Regions from separate parts of the Homo sapiens genome. Here region 2 is linked to region 1. Evidence: chromatin loops called from intact Hi-C (ENCODE). Cell type or tissue: endothelial cell of umbilical vein. All regions are shown on one strand. Links, peaks and the distances in the headings refer to the core of each region. The heading gives the core; the rest is flanking DNA. Region 1 overlaps FAM13A (family with sequence similarity 13 member A). Region 2 holds the start of LOC124900732 (a long non-coding RNA gene).

What was found. Hi-C counts contacts between places; a loop is a spot of excess contacts. Peaks named below come from ENCODE experiments on the same cell type or tissue, not always from the same donor. Only the 100,000 strongest peaks of a DNase experiment are listed, where the experiment ranks them.
Region 2: a loop joins it to region 1, with 2.5 times the contacts of the local background. A loop is called at or near these places in 2 of 110 quality-filtered maps.

What each region holds. Positions count from the first base shown.
Region 1 is chr4:88,996,264-89,004,607 of GRCh38, forward strand. All of the region lies in intron 3 of FAM13A (family with sequence similarity 13 member A), which reads right to left. Among named protein-coding and RNA genes, the nearest start is that of FAM13A, 57 kb to the right of the region's middle. In endothelial cell of umbilical vein, for the core only: no CTCF peak of the experiment used is centred there; a DNase peak (open chromatin) is centred at 4,898.
Region 2 is chr4:88,863,706-88,872,049 of GRCh38, forward strand. All of the region lies in intron 6 of FAM13A (family with sequence similarity 13 member A), which reads right to left. LOC124900732 (a long non-coding RNA gene) reads right to left here and starts at 771. Exons shown (of 2, transcript XR_007058189.1): 1 at 1-771. In endothelial cell of umbilical vein, for the core only: no CTCF peak of the experiment used is centred there; DNase peaks (open chromatin) are centred at 1,546 and 3,456; H3K27ac peaks cover 3,191 bases.

The DNA of each region.
Region 1 (8,344 bases), core at 54-8,053:
GGGAGACATGATCTGCCTGGAGGACCACTCCGGCTGCTCTGCTGAGTCTAGACTGTAGGGGCACAGTTGAAAGCAGCAAGATTACTTAAGAGGTTACTGTAACCATCTAGAAGGAAAGGGCCTGGGGCCTGGATCAGGCTGATGCTGACGGGATGGTTAGACGTGGGGGCGGATTCAGAATGCAGTTTAAATTTGTCTTGTGTTGGAAGTTGTTTTATTCATTTAATCATTCCGAAAACATTTATTGAGTGACTACTCTGTTCCAGGCACCATTCTAAGCATTTGAGATAAATCCATAAACAAAATAAACAGAAAATGCCTACCCTCATGGAGCCTACCATCTAGCAGGTGAGACATTAGGCAATAAATATAGTAACAGGGCTAGGGGAATTCGGAGTACTTGGACCAGGGTGAAGGCTAGTGATAGAGATTATAAATAAGATTGCCAGGAAGGTCTCCTTGAAATGTAGTTGATGTCTCCAGCCAAAGTAAAAAAAAAAATCTATAAACTGGCAAATATAAGCTCTTTTAGAGTTGGTGGTTGAGTTTCAACCATCTTTTAAACACCCTCCGTGCCTTGCATATTAAAAGCGCTCAAGACATTGTTTTAAAGAATGATACGCATTTTTAAGACACACAGTAAGACAAACTAGCATAGGAATACAGTACATCTATATTTCAAATATATTTTAAAGAAATGTGGAATAATTTAGTCCATTTATAGAATTTGCTGAGTTGGATGGAATATTACTGTTAGGTAGGAATCAGATTACAGATAGTATCTAAATAGAAGAAAAAGCTCCTTTAGTGGTCACAGGGAAAGGACACTCAGCAATAAAATTCCATAAAAGGGCCTCAGAAACAGAAGTGAAATGCACCTCTGCAGATGTATTAACATATGTTAACTGCTTTAAACTTGTTAAACTGGAATAAAAACTAGGATCATATGTTATAATTCGTAAGTCCAAAAATTCTAAGAAAACTTTGCAGATGGAAATAATGGTTCACAATTAAAATAGTCATCATTTTCTTTGACATCAATCTTAGGACAAAAACTATCTCTCTCCATTAGTGAAAAGTGCTACTTCAAATTATTCAAGTTTTCTTGAAAGTTCTCATTTGTTGTTGGCTTCATTTGACCCATTTCTCAAGCTAAAATTCAAACATTCAACTAGCACAGTATACATAGCATACAGACAAATCTACTCAGCACTCGAAAACTGTACCATAAATACTTTTGTTCCAGGTTAAGCAGCAAGCATTGAACCATGTGACAAATATTTGCTCTCACTAAAAAAAAAAAAATTATAATTATAATCAGCAATGCTATACCTGTATCACAAGATATATCACAGAATGGCACCTAACTCTAATCTTGACATGTATCCTAGTGTTTGTCACATGCCTGGACTTTTCAATGACCATGAAGTTATACTGTACTCATAATCTTAGCCTCAAGGAAAGAATAATATAAACTAACTGACAAAACGCTAATCTCTATCATGATATATCTCAGAGCCATGAGAAGGTCAACCATTAAGACAACCAAAATACTTAGCCTCATGGTGCCAGATTTGTCAAAGTAGCTTCCCCCCTCCCTCTGCCTCATTAAACCTCACAAAATGTTTTATGAAAACTTGCTAATCTATTAGATATTAATAGTATAATGAGCTGTTGCCAACTTTGCAGATTAAGAGAGGTTATAAACTCGACAACACGGGCAGCCTCTAGAAACTGAGAAACCAGCAAAGAAATAGAGACTTCAGCCTTACAACTGCATGGAAGTGAATTCTGCCAACACTATGAATGAGTCTGGGAGTAGATTCCCCCTAGAACACCCAGAACAGTCATACAGGAGCCTAGACTGTCACCTTGATTTTGGCCTTGTGAGATTTAGAGTAGAGGAACCAGTTGAGCCCACACACTTCTCACCCACAGTACAGTGAGATAATAAATTTGCAATGCATTAAGTCACTAAGTTCATGGTAATCTGTTATGGTAGCAATAGGAATCTAGTAGTTCCCCATTTGGAGATGACTAGACTGAAATAGAGAGATTGATTAGCCTGTCCACATTCACCCAGGTACCAAATAGCTGAGCTACAATTTAAATCCAAGTGCCCAGGACCTCATAACATACAATTTGATCAGCATACTCTTACAAAGTTAGCTATTATTGTTATCATTATTACAGAGCAGCTAACACCATGTCTCATGTATGTAAATATTTAAGAAATGTTTCCTGAATTAATCAATCAATAAACAAATCTGTTGTGTAGTGGAGAGGTGGGAATCTTAATTAATTTGTGAGAAACTATAGCTTCGTAAATTCTCAGGGCTTGTGGAGAAATAAAATTTTAATAGAAACCTATAAGGCTGCATGGGCACAAAATATAAACTACATAAGAATAAACAAAACATGAATTATATTTCTTTCTAAATATGTATTTACAGAAGAATGAGAAAAATAATTATGAAATGCCAGCTGTACAGAATCAGACTGGGTTTTACCTCCGCATTTCATTCCCCAAGACTGGAATCACTTCTTTGGAGTGATGAGAAGCTTATATAGGCAACAGAATTTCATTTTCCTATGCAAAAGGAGGGATTATGTTTCTTACAAATCTCTTACAACCTCATGACCATGATATGGTTCTCAGAGGCCTCACGTAAATTTCTCAAAGGGCAGACTGATAAAGTGACTAATAAAAATTAATAAATTACCCTCTATTCTTAGAGGTTATTAGTGAAACTACGAATCTTATCATTCTGATTAGATTCTGCAAAATGCAGAGGTATGTTTATTGCCAAATTAGTCAATATTTACAGTGATCCTCCTGTTCCCAGAGAGAACCTGTATGTCCAAGAGCAAAGGCCTGCAGGAAGAACAAAGAATTAGGTGATATTTTACACTTTAGTCCTATAACCAAAACAAACTCCTGATAATGCCTAAATAGTATCTCAGCATATTTATTTTGTGAGTATTTATTGGGTACTGAATGCTTGTCAGTCGGGACAGGTGGTGTACATAAAAATATAAAATAGTCTAAATTATAAAGCTGGAACCTCATATCTACAATAAAGGTTAGACACAAGCATTTAGCAGCTGAAGAACTTATTTGTATGAGAATTTATGTACCGAGGAGACTGGAAAAAACAAACAGCATATAGGACAGAGAGCCTCACACAATGTAAAATGCTAATCTGAAACAATATTGGCAGTATCTCAGCTAATAAAACTAGGCTTTCTCCATCAATCTAGCACTACATTAAATGGGCCAAGTACAGTAAATATATAGTTTCAGATGAAATCATACTACCACCAGTTGGTTTTTTTCTAGGCACTACTGGTTAAATGCTCAGCTATAAGTGGCCTGTAAGTGGATTTGGTGCCATATGAGTTAAACCAAGCCCAGAGTTACTTAAGCCTATTTGTATGTCCTCTTACCCCTCCTTTCTCCCCTAAGGGCCTCAAATTGTTTATGGACTCATTGTAAAAGGTTGATTATTTCCATGGGTTCAGTAAAGCAGGTGTTCAAAACACGGCTTGACAGAGTTAGGGCAGAGCTCTAAGTGGCTAGCAAGCTAATCATCTGGCTATCCCTTCAACTGATATTCTTTAACCAAATTTTTAATATTTTTTATGTAGATTGATTTTCTGTTAATACAAGTTGTATACTTTTTAAATAACTCACTTGTTGACTATGTCTTTTCTTCTTCCAACATAAAAGCATTACTAAAAAAACAAAGAACTTACTGAGGATTTCACCCAGCTCACAATTAATTCCATAATATCCCCAATGGGCCTCTTCTTGGCCTTGGAGCTGCTGGGTATCCTGCTTTTCCTCTTCAAGCCTATAATCTTTCTAAAACTATGTTAGAAAATAGTTACTCAAAATAAAGTTACAATATAACATAGCAATTACAGGTAGATACTCAAGAGAAATGAAAGCATATATCCACACAAAAACTTGTACATAAATGTTCATAACAGCCAAAAAATGGAAATAACCCAAATTTCCATCAACATGAATGGATAAGTAAAATATCGTATATTCATACTATAGAATATTAACCAGCCATAGGAATGCAGTACTGATATATGTGACACCACAGATAAAGCTTGAAACATTATGCTAGATCAAAGAAGCCAGTCACAAAGTACCACATACTGTGTGATTCCATTTATGAAATGTCCATAGAAGCAAATGTTTATAGAAAGAAAGTAGACTGGTCTTTGCCTAAGGATGTGGGTGGTGGGAGGAGGGAGGAATGGGGAGTGACTGCTAATGGGCATACGGTTTCTTTCTGGGGTCATAAAAATGTTTGAAAGTTAGATAATGGTGATGGTTGCACTTTGTGAATAGATCAAAAACCACTGAATTGTACACTTTAAGAAGGTCAATTTATGGTGGGTAATTTATATACCAATAAAGCTGTTATAAAGAAATTCTGTTGACTTCAAAATCAAGCATGGGAAAAAATTAAGCATGGGAAAAGAAAGTCAGAGGAGACCTTTCAGATAAAGATGACAGATCATTTCAGTTAAAGATGAGTGTACCTACTTCTCCTCCTAATATCCCACTAAAATGACAATTTTTTTAAAAGAATAAGTCCTCAAGGATAAAGAGAATAGCCTAAAACATGACAGTAGATGGAAGATTTTAACAAATGTACATATGCACGCACACATGTGCACACAATCATGTTTCAAGATGAGTTGTTCTTATATGGAATAATTTGCTCAGTCATGGCTTCCCTTTCCAAGCTTGCACAACCTCACCCACTAGTTAATACTATCTCACAGAGTCAAAAGCCATATAAGGAAAATAAAGATGCATACGTGTACCCAGTAAAGAAAAGATCATCTAGTTATATCAGGACCTACAATCTCAGAGGTCATGGGTGGTTATAGATACAAATAAGGTTCTTCCTGTCACATGGATCTGGATGAGAGCAGTCCAATTGGAACACTGCCAAAATGTATGAAGTCATCTGTGGAAACCTGGGTTTCCTGCCACCAGATTTCCAATTTATTCCAGTGGAGGCTTTGTGCTGCTGATTGATTGGTACCTTGGGCAAATACGTAGACATCAAACCTTTAATTTTGCTTTGGGTTTAAGTCTTTACTTAGAAAAAAAGAATAGTGTATATGTTTGGCATTGCTTATAGAAAACCCAAAAGATACACACTGAAAATGGAAAGGTTAAATTTTGTAGTTTAATATAATGATTCTGTTTCTCGCAGAAACAGATATTTGTGTAAGTTGAGTAATTTCAAAAGAAAAGAAGCTTCCCAGTAAAAAGAAATTACCCTAGGGAAGGAAATATATCATATGCTTGTTATGGAGTTCATACTATCCAAGAAATGACAATTCATAACTAGTATCTGGCCAACGTTTATTCATGTGGTACTGTAAAATTTGCAAGTCGAAACCACTCAGCTAATCTCAACACAATACAGATGGCATCAAGATAGTGTAGATAAAAGACAGGCTTGACTCCAAGGTATCTAGTGAGTTCCTCATATAATGAAGAAAGAGAAAGCCCTAAGGCTTAGGTACAAATTAGCTTATTAAATTAGATTTATTTACAATTAGCCACTGTGCTGATTAAAATGGCCCTATTATTACGGTGGTTTTCTTAAGAAAAACAGTTACTGTCTAAATTATCAAATGCTCATAAGCATTTGATAAAATTCACAGGCACTTAACTCTCACATGTTGTTTGCACAGCTGCTATTATAAAATTCTGTCTCATTTAAAATCAAATATGGGTTGTGGGGGTAAAAAAAAAAGGCAAGGGAGAATTTCCATTTAAAGAGACAGACCGATTATATGTGTTTATCTAGTCTTCCCAAGGCTCCACTGAAATGACAGTAAAATAATACTTAAAAAGTGTAAGCACCCAACGGCAAAAAAAAAAAAAAAAAAGAACAGCAGAGGAAACAGAAGAGTATGAGATTTTAAAGACATTTGGAAGTGGATGCAAGTGACTGGAAACAGATTGTTTACAAGCCTGTCAGGCTCGGCAAGTCCTTCAACACCGCCTGCATCCAGGCAGGCATGTGCTCAGACAGGAGTGCTGAGGCTTAGTCTCCGGGTAATATCAAAGGATTCTTGAATATCTGAGATAGTTAAGGACTAGCACGAGAAACACATTTGAAAATGTGAGATTAGTGAAAAGTCTGCTAAGAAATAAGGAGTCATTATTTCCTTACTGATGGGAAGTAAGCATACTACTTCCCACCTCCCCCAAGCCCTGCTCTTGATGAACTCAGTAGCTGAAGAGAAAAAGATCTTCACATACTGACATTTGGGCATCCCCAAATGACACAGCTAAATTTCTCATTTTTCTATCTAATCCTTCCAAAGTGAAGTATGCCAAGAGACAAGCCCCTGATCCCATTTACAAAATGTTATCCTCAGATCAAAACAGCTAAGAATCACTTTATGTTTGAATAAAGACAAAAAGAAAACCCATAAACAGATAATACAGAGAAAAGAAGAAAACTTAAGTACAACGTAACAACAAACCATTGTTAGTATCCTCAGAAAAGTAAGACGAGAATGTTCTAAAAGAGTATGGTGTTTTGCAAGAGGAATCAAAAGTGAGATTATTTTGGATATTAAAAATAGAAAAGCTAAAATTAAAAAAATAGGTTTGGCAGGAAAATAAATGAGGAAATTTCACAGAAAACAGAATTAAAAGACAGTGATAAGTCATTTAAAGAAACTATAATATAGGAAGGATAACACAAGAAAATTTCCAAGATCAAAAGAAAATACTTTCCAATCTGATGGAACCCATGGAATGTTTAACATAATGGGTAGAAAAAAGACTCCAGGAAATAGCAGGTCCAGGAAAAAACACTGGTGAGGGAAAATTCAAGATGACATCTACAACCAATACAAGTGGGAGCAGAAAATAAAAAGGGCCCCAAAGAGGAATCACCACAGAAATAAAGAATGGATAAATTACTTTTTTTTTAAGTTAACAGTGGAGTTGTTGGAGCAATTTGGAAAAAAAAAAAAACTGCATCAAGTTTATAGAAAATTATGTAAGTGGGCTGGGCATGGTGGCTCACACCTGTAATCCCAGCACTTTGGGAGGCTGAGGTGGGCAGATCACTTGAGTTCAGGAGTTCAAGACAAGCCTGGCCAACATGGGGAAACCCTGTCTCTACTAAAAATATAAAAATTAGCTAGGTATGTTGGTGCACACCTGTAATCCCAGATACCTAGGAGGCTGAGGCAGCAGAATCATGGTTATAGGTGTGCGGGAGGTGGAGGTTGCAGTAAGCAGAGGTTGCAGTGAGCTGGAATCCCACACCACTGCACTCCAGCCTGAATGACAGAATGAGTGGGGAAAAAAGAAAAAAATATATATACATGTATGTAAAAAAAAAAAGACAAATATTGTCAGAAAATATCTCACACACCATATACCCTCTTACGTAATTATTCACACATTAATTATAAATTTAACTAAATTTGTGATATATCAATATTCGAAGAAATTGTTTGGAGTAAGTGGCAAGGCAACAGAGTGAATTCCATCTATTTTATAAGCAGAAGTGATGAGATATCTGAAAGTGAGCAATCAAGATTTAACACTATATTATCAAATGGAAGCAAATACCAAAACAATAGCTAAACCAATTAAAAGTTATTCATTCTGAGAAAGAACTGAGGGCTGCCAAAGGGTATGGTAGGGATCTGCCGGTTTTCTTTTCTTTTTTTGTAGAGACAGGGTCTCACTATGTTGTTCAGGCTGGTCTCAAACTACTGGCCTAAAGCAATCCTCCTACCTTGGCATCGCAAAATGCTGGAATTATATAGTCATAAGCTACCACACCTGGCCAGGGTCTGCTGGTTTTTTCTTTTCTTTTTTGTAAGATGGAGTCTCATTTTGTTGCCCAGGCTGGAGTGCAGTGGTGCAATCTCAGCTCATTGCAATCTCCACCTCTCGGATTCAAATAACTCCCGTGCTTCAGCCTTCTGAGTAGCTGGGATTACAGGCGTGCACCACCAGGCCTGGCTAATTTTTGTATTTTTAGTAGAGATGGGGTCTTGCCATGTCAGCCAGGCTGGTCTCAAACTCCTGGCATCAAGTGATCCACCCACCTCAGCCTCCCAGAGTGCTGGGATTACAGGCGTGAGCCACCGAATCCAGCCCATCTTGTGTTATCAACTTAGCCAACGATGAGAAAGTTCAAGCACAGTTTCAATTAATTTGGGCAAGGATTTTGAAATCTTCCTCTTAACTCCAAGTTGAATTCATTTCTTTTTTCCCTTTTCCTTCTCCTTTCTAATCATAAGGCAGGTAAGCACACTTATTCTTCTG
Region 2 (8,344 bases), core at 226-8,225, 130 kb before region 1:
TTGGAGAATTGCTTGGTATGCAAAACACACATTTGATGTCAGAAGTGTTGGGAGGATGTAGAAAGAAAAAGAGTTTTGTTTATGTTTTTTTTTCTTTTAATGGGATAAAGGGATGTGAGCTTCCTGATAACAAGATGAATAAATAAAGGCCTGGATAGAGTCATCAGGGTAAGTTTCCACTTAAAGGATTTCACATGAAGCAGAAAACAAACAAGTTCAAATTCAAACTTTCATGATGTTCTCAGAATCCAAACTGTAAATCTGAAGAAGATAATCAAACAGGGTTGTCTTTAAGATCAAGAAGTAAACAAAAAAATCGGAATATATTGCGATAATAGAATTCGAGAGAAAGAATAAATCATTCATTCATTCAACAAACTGTCAGGCAATATATTAGAATCTAGATATGTGACACCTTACAACCTTATTCTGAAAGAGTTTATACTCTACTGAAAGGTAAAAAGAGAAGTAGTCAAAGGAATGCTATATTGATGTGGGACACAATAGAAGTGATCCTTTCCAGTCAGGGAGAAGGATGCCAGGAAAGATTCCAAAGAGTCATTTACAAGATTAGTGTTTGATAGGTAGATGTGGATGTTGGTGGAACTTCAAATAAATTTCTTTAACCCTTCTCTAAATAAAACCTTTCTTTCAGAGTTATTAAATCAAGATGATTGCTAGCATTTCATTGTGTTTGTGATCTTATTTATTTATTTATTTTTGAGACAGAGTCTTGCTCTGTCACCAGGCTGGAGTGCAGTGGCACGATATCAGCTTACTGCAAGCTCCACCTCCCAGGTTCAAGCTATTCTCCTGCCTCAGCCTCCCGAGTAGCTGGGACTACAGGCACGCGCCACCACACCCGGCTAATTTTTTGTATTTTAGTAGAGACGGGGTTTCACCATGTTTGCCAGGATGGTCTCCATCTCCTGACCTCATGATCTGCCTGCCTCAGCCTCCCAAAGTGCTGGGATTACAGGCATGAGCCACCATGCCCGGCCATTTGTGATCTTTTAAAAAGGAGTTACCTATGTTTTTGTGCTCTGCTTTATAAGCATGTGCTATTTTTAATAGAGCTTTTCTTAAAAACAAACAAACAAAATGTCCCTTTCTCTGTCATTCGTAAGTGTAAGTAGTTAAATGGAAAGGTGGTAACTACTAAGTCTCCAGGCATAAAACCTATGCATAGTATATTCTCCCAAATATATCTAGCTATTAAGTGACTACAGAGCATCACAGGGTATTTCAAAGGAGTAATCAACAACTTGTGAAAAATATCAGGAAAAATTTTCACCTACAGCCACTCCAAGAGGAAAAAGAAAGTATCTGCGAAAAAATGTAATTGGATTCCTTGGGACATATTTACATGGATTAAGCAAATATGAGTCAAAAACAAAATAAAAGCAGAAGAAACACTGATAAAAATTGTAGTAAATTTTTGAAAATTTATTTTTCCTATTTACATTGTCTGTTATTATTTTTGCCTTAGCCTATATCTCAGGAAAAGCCATATTGAGAAATGATTCACTCTAAAAGTGACTCATTAGATGGAAATGTAAAGGAAGAACCAGTGTGATTTCTTAATTAAAGGAATTTTAAGCATAGTGTTGGTCAGTTAGGCACAATTATTTAAAAAAGCAAAATATTAAACAATCAGGAATATAATTTTGAAGTAAAATAAATTCATCTGCTTGCAGACAGTAAATAGTTTATACCTTATAGCTAATACGTAAGTTTTAAAATGACAATATAGTTGTAAAATAGGCCCAAAAGAATACAAAATAATTTCAACCATGTAAGTTCTGAGTTTTAGTGCCTAGTAACGGTAACAGCAAATCATGATATTGAATAGTGATGATAAAAACTCAGATGTTTACATCAATCTACAGCAATTATGCTCCTACATTAGGAGCTGGCAAACTTTTTCCGTAAAGGGCCAGATAGTAAATATTTAGGGTTCATGGATTACACAGTCACTTTTGCAACTACTCAGCTCTGCCGTGGACAGCATGAAAGCAGCCACAGACAATATATAAACAAATGGGCACGGCTGTGTTCCTACAAAACTACTGACAAAAATAGATGGTACGCGGGATTTGGCCTGTGGGCCACTTTGTGCTCACCCAAATTCTAACATCATTCATTTCTTTCAACTTTTTCCTTTGTCTCTCTCTTTTTTTTTTTTTTTTTTTTTTTTTTTTTGAGACAGAGTCTCACTCTGTTGCCTAGGCTGGAGTGCAGTGGCACAGTCTGCCTCCTGGGTTCAAGCGATTTTCATGCCTCAGCCTCCCAAGTAGCTGGGATTACAGGCACGAGCCACCATGTTCCACTAATTTTTGTATATATATATACATTTTTTGAGATGGAATCTTGCTCTTATCCCCCTGGCTGGAGTGTAATGGCATGATCTTGGCTTACTGAAACCTCTGCCACCTGGGTTCAAGCGTTCTCCTGCCTCAGCCTCCCGAGTAGCTGGGATTACAGGCGCCTGCCACCATGGCCCAGCTAATTTTTGTATTTTTAGTAGAGACGCGGTTTTGCCACTTTGGCCAGGCTGGTCTTGAACTCCTGACCTTGTGATCTCCCCATCTCAGCCTCCCAAAGTGCTGGGATTACAGGCGTGAGGCACTGCGCCCGGCCTAATTTTTGTATTTTTAGTAGAGACAGGGTTTTGCCATGTTGGCCAGGCTGGTCTAGAACTCCTGACCTCAAGTTCAGCCTGCCTTGACCTCCCAAAGTTCTGGGATTATAGGCGTGAGTGACTGTGCCCGGCACTTTTGCTTCTATTTTTGCAATCATCAAAGGGCCAACCTTGCACATAAAATTTGCTATTTATTTTAAATTATTAGATCTGACCCAACTGTATCTACATAATTAACTTTTCAAATATGCACAGTCCAGAATACAAAAAAAAATCCTCAATTCCAATGGAAATCAGGAACATTTTATATTCCAATCAAGGAAATACCAATCCACATCTATCATGTAGGTAAATATTTAAGGTTGATAGTGCCCTATGCTTGATAGTTTGTAGAGCAGTTGGAACCTCTATACTTTATTAGTGAAAATACCATTAAATAGAATGTTTTAGAGAGAAATATGGCGACATACACTCTTCCTGAAAATGTGTGGAGACTTTAATATTTCACTCCTACCTACATACCCTGATGAAATGTTAATATAATTTTTTAAACTTTTTAAATTAAAAATTGAACATAATCTAAATATGGGCAAAGGGTACATACATGTGGCATAGTCATAGAAGATAATATCATAAAGCAGTTAGGTAAATATACAGTAGATTCTCATTATGTGTGGTAGTTATGTTCTATAAAGTTGCCATGAACACTGAATTAGTAAATACCGAATCATTGCCCCTAGAGGAAATACAGGTTCCTGTGAGCCTCTGGTCACATTTTTCTCAAATGATCAAGACATAATGTTGTTTTGTGTGTCTTTCTGTGTTTAAATACACCTTATTTAATATACTTGTTGGTTTATTAACACCAAACTCACAACTAACAGTGCTGTAACTCATGCCTGAACAAAGCTTATCTTAAACACCTGTCCTCCACTTATCCTCCGGAAGTCACATCACAGCCTTCTTGTGCTTTAGAAACATTAGACAGCCCTTCAGCATACACTTGGGAACCATTTTAAAGAGGGAAATTATGAACAGAAAGCACAACATGTAAAAAAACATGACTAAATAGAACACGAAAAGGACACCTGTTTACAGGATGACAGCTGTCAAGAAGGAGGGTCATCACCTTATTTGACCTTGGCTGAGAATATGCATTTCTCATTACGTGTATTTTTTGCCTCCTGGCATGTTCACAAATGACTGCAAAAGGACTGTTAAGTATTGACTTTGGGGTTACCAGTACATTTGAGCGCGTAGGCAAATTCACAAATATAGAAGACACAAATAATGAGGACTACTGTACTATATTTTGCATGTTTCAACATAGATCTATCTTAAAAAAACACTGAGGTGAATGAAGCAAGTTGGAGAAGGATATGTACAGCATGATACTTCAACAAATTTATATATAATTTCAGGGATATGTGCACATGTGATAGAAATATAAAAACATTTAGGGAAATGGTAGATACCAACTTTAGGATATGGGTATGTAGGGGGAGAAAAACTAACAACAACAGTTAATTGAAAAGAAAAGTGGTGGCTCAAAGGGCAACACGCAATGGAAATGTTATTAAAAACTATAAATGCTTTTTGAAACTTCAAGGAAAATAATTACATTTTATTGTACTGAAACTCACTTCTAAAGTTTCCAAACAGAGAAGTTAAGATTGATTTTGCCAAGGATGTTAAAATATCAATACTAAACTTGCCTCTGTTTTCTGATCTTGAAAAAAAAGATGATCTGCAGGCAGTTTTTCATTTTTGCTAATTTCTAATCAATAAATATGCTGCTGTGCTTTATCTGCCTTGTCAAACTCTATAATGAATACCCAAACAAAAATTTTTCATGCTGGTCTTAGCACTTCATGAGCGGAGGCCCCAACATTATCTTAAAATCTCACAGACTCCATGCCCCCAAAAACTTATCCTCTTCCCAGTCATCGAGTAAGTGCCTTTTCCTTTGGTTCTCTCCTTGATGAAGGCACGAACCATCCACCCACTTGGATCTGGAAGTCATCCCTCTATGTTTCCTTGCCACTTACCAAGTCCAGCTTTTATCTGTTTACTTTCCTTCCCTACCTATCACTTTAGTTTGGGCCCTTCCCACTTCTCATTTGGATTATAGCTTCCTAACTAGTCTCCCTTTCAATCCACTCTCCCTCTTGCCAGGGGTGATCTGATCTTATCTCCAGATTAAAACTGTTCAGTGGCTTTTCACCTCCTATAGTCTATAATCCATACTCTTTGGTCTCACATTAATGGCCCCAGACTATTTCCGCAGGTTCATTGCCTGCTGTTTTCCTAGACACACCGCACCCTGTAAACCAAGATTTATACATGTCTATAAACATGCACTTTCTCTCACATGCCTCCCTCCCTTTGTACTCTTTTACAACACTTAAGCTCTATATTGGCTAGTCAATACATATATAATCTCTCTATGACGTCAACTCAGGCATAGCAGTAATCACCTTCCTCCTTAGTTTGTTAATTATACTACAGAGATGATTATGCTCCCTCATTTATGCACCAAATTCCATCCATACACCAATAATTCTTAATTTTTATCTTTGTCCAGACATCTCTTCTGAGTTCCAAATGTATATTCAATCATGATCTTCAATCAGCATCTTCATTTGGAAGATGGTAAAACTAAAGCACAAAGAAGTTATGGAGCACACAGCAGGGCTAGGACTCAAACCATTAGACTATATGGTCTCCAATCAGCTAGTTACCCATACCAGGAACCTGAGAGTCATCTTTATCTCAAATAAGTCTACTTTGTCTTCATCCATTCCAGCCTTTCATATATCATTGCCTGGACAACTCTAATTGCTTCCTAATTGGTTTTCTCACTTCCACTTTTGCCTTCTTCTGATTATATTCACCATACAGAAGCCAGATTTATATTTTTAAGCAGAAATTTAATTACAGTTGTCCCTGTTTAAAACTTGTCAATGGTTTTTCATTTCATTTTGGAGATGTTCTCAAACTCTTGGCAGGCTTTCTCCAGCCTTTGTGGAGGCAGGTACTTCTGCTTCTTTCACTGGGCTTCAGCCTCCTGCAGTGGCCTCCCTTCAGTTATCCAGCCCCAGGGCCTTATCACATGCTGTGACAATATCGGAAATGTGCATATTACCATTCCTCACTACTCTCATGTGCTTTGGTCTCAAAAGAAAGGTAGATTCCTTCAAGAGGTCTTCCCTGATGTATCAGCTTAAATCAGGCACCCTTGTTATATACTCTCAGGGCACTTTATTTTCCTTCTAAGCAATTTACACAATTACTAACTAAACACTTGAATGTTAGTTTATATTGCTTGCTAGTCTGAAGATTCCATGTATCAACTTCAACTATCAACTATCAACTTCAATATCTGAATTCTTGGATTCTAGTTCAATACCTGGCATGTGATAGACAATTATGTATTCTGAAAAAAATAATTCAGGCTAAATGCCTGATATGACAAAGAGATCATCAAAACAGACATGACTGCATGAAAAGACGAAAGGACTAACATGGTGAATTATTCAGAACATGCAAGCAAAATCAATATGTGCCCAGATGAAATAGGACCAATCACAAAATACTCATAATTTATATAATTTATATTCTCTCTAATTATGTCAGCTTTCAAAATCCAAGATTAATTCTAAACTGAGACTTTGACAATTTAAATTCAACTTGTTACTACTCTGAGCCTTTGATCTAAAGCACATTATTTCTCTGTGCTTCCTTTTTCCTTAAAGTAACTAAACATTTCTGTTGTAAAAAAAAAAAAAATGAACAGCAATGGGCATTCTAAGAGTGAAAACAAGATGGCTGAATAGGAACAGCTCCGGTCTGCAGCTCCCAGCGTGATCGATGCAGAAGATGGGTGATTTCTGCATTTCCAACTGAGGTACCTGGTTCATCTCACTGGGACTGGTTGGACAGTGGGTGCAGCCCACGGAGGGCGAGCTGAAGCAGGGCAGGGCATCGCCTCACCCGGGAAGTGCAAGGGGTCAGGGGATTTCCCTTTCCTATCCAAGAAAAGCTGTGACAGACTGTACCTGGAAAATTGGGTCACTCCTGCCCTAATACTGCAATTTTCCAACAGTCTTAGCAAATGGCACACCAGGAGATTATACCCCGCGCCTGGCTTGGGGGGGGTCCCGCGCCCACAGAGCCTTGCTCATTGCTAGTGCAGTGTCTGAGATTGAACTGCAAGGTGAAAGCCTGGCTGGGGGAGGGGCATCTGCCATCACTGAGGCTTGAGTAGGTAAACAAAGCGGCCAGGAAGCTCGAACTGGTTGGAGCCTACCGCAGCCTGCCTCTGCAGACTCTACCTCTGGGAGCAGGACACAGCTGAACAAAAGGCAGCAGAAACTTCTGCAGACTTAAACGTCCCTGTCTGACAGCTCTGAAGACAGCAGTGATTCTTCCAGCACGGTGTTTGAGCTCTGAGAGCAGACAGACTGCCTCCTCAAGTGGGTCCCAGAACTCTGTGTAGCCTAACTGGGAGACACCTCCCAGTAGGGGGCAACTGACACCTCATACCAGCCAGGTGCCCCTCTGAGATGAAGCTTCCAGAGGAAGGATCAGGCAGCAACATTTGCTGTTCTGCAATATTTGCTGTTCTGCAGCCTTTGCTGGTGATACCTAGGCAAACAGGTCTGGAGTGGACCTCCAGCAAACTCCAACAGACCTGCAGCTGAGGGACCTGACTGTTAGAAGGAAAACTAACAAACAGAAAGGAATAGCATCAACATCAACAATAAGGACATCCACACCAAAACCCCATTTACAGGTCACCATCATTAAAGACCAAAGGTAGATAAAACCACAAAGATGGGGAGAAAACAGAGCAGAAAAGCTGGACATTCTAAAAACCAGAGTGCCTCTTCTCCAAAAGATCACAGCTCCTTGGCAGCAAAGAAACAAAGCTGGATGGAGAATGACTTTGATGAATTGACAGAAGTAGGCTTCAGAAGGTCAGTAATAACAAACTTCTTCGAGCTAAAGGAGGATGTTTGAAGCCATCGTAAGGAAGCTAAAAACCTTGAATACAGATGAGATGAATGGCTAACTAGAATACACAGTGTAGAGAAGACCTTAAAGGACCTGATGGAGCTGAAAACCATGGCACAAGAACTATGTGATGCATGCACAAGCTTCAGTAGCCGATTCGATCAACTGGAAGAAAGGGTATCAGTGATGGAAGATCAAATGAATGAAATGAAGCGAGAAGAGAAGTTTAGAGAAAAAAGAGTAAAAAGAAACAAACAAAGCATCCAAGAAATATGAGACTATGTGAAAAGACCAAATCTACGTTTGATTGGTGTATCTGAAAGTGATGGGGAGAATGGAACCAAGTTGGAAAACACTCTGCAGGATATTATCCAGGAGAATTCCCCAACTTAGCAAGGCAGGCCAACATTCAAATTCAGGAAATACAGAGAATACCACAAAGATACTCCTCAAGAAAAGCAACCCCAAGACACATAATTGTCAGATTCACCAAGGTTGAAATGAATGAAAAAATGTTAAGGGCAGCCAGAGAGAAAGGTCGGGTTACCCACAAAGGGAAGCCCATCAGACTAACAGCGGATCTCTCGGCAGAAACTCTACAAGCCAGAAGAGAGTGGGGGCCAATATTCAACATTCTTAACGAAAAGAATTTTCAACCCAGAATTTCATATCCAGCCAAACTAAGCT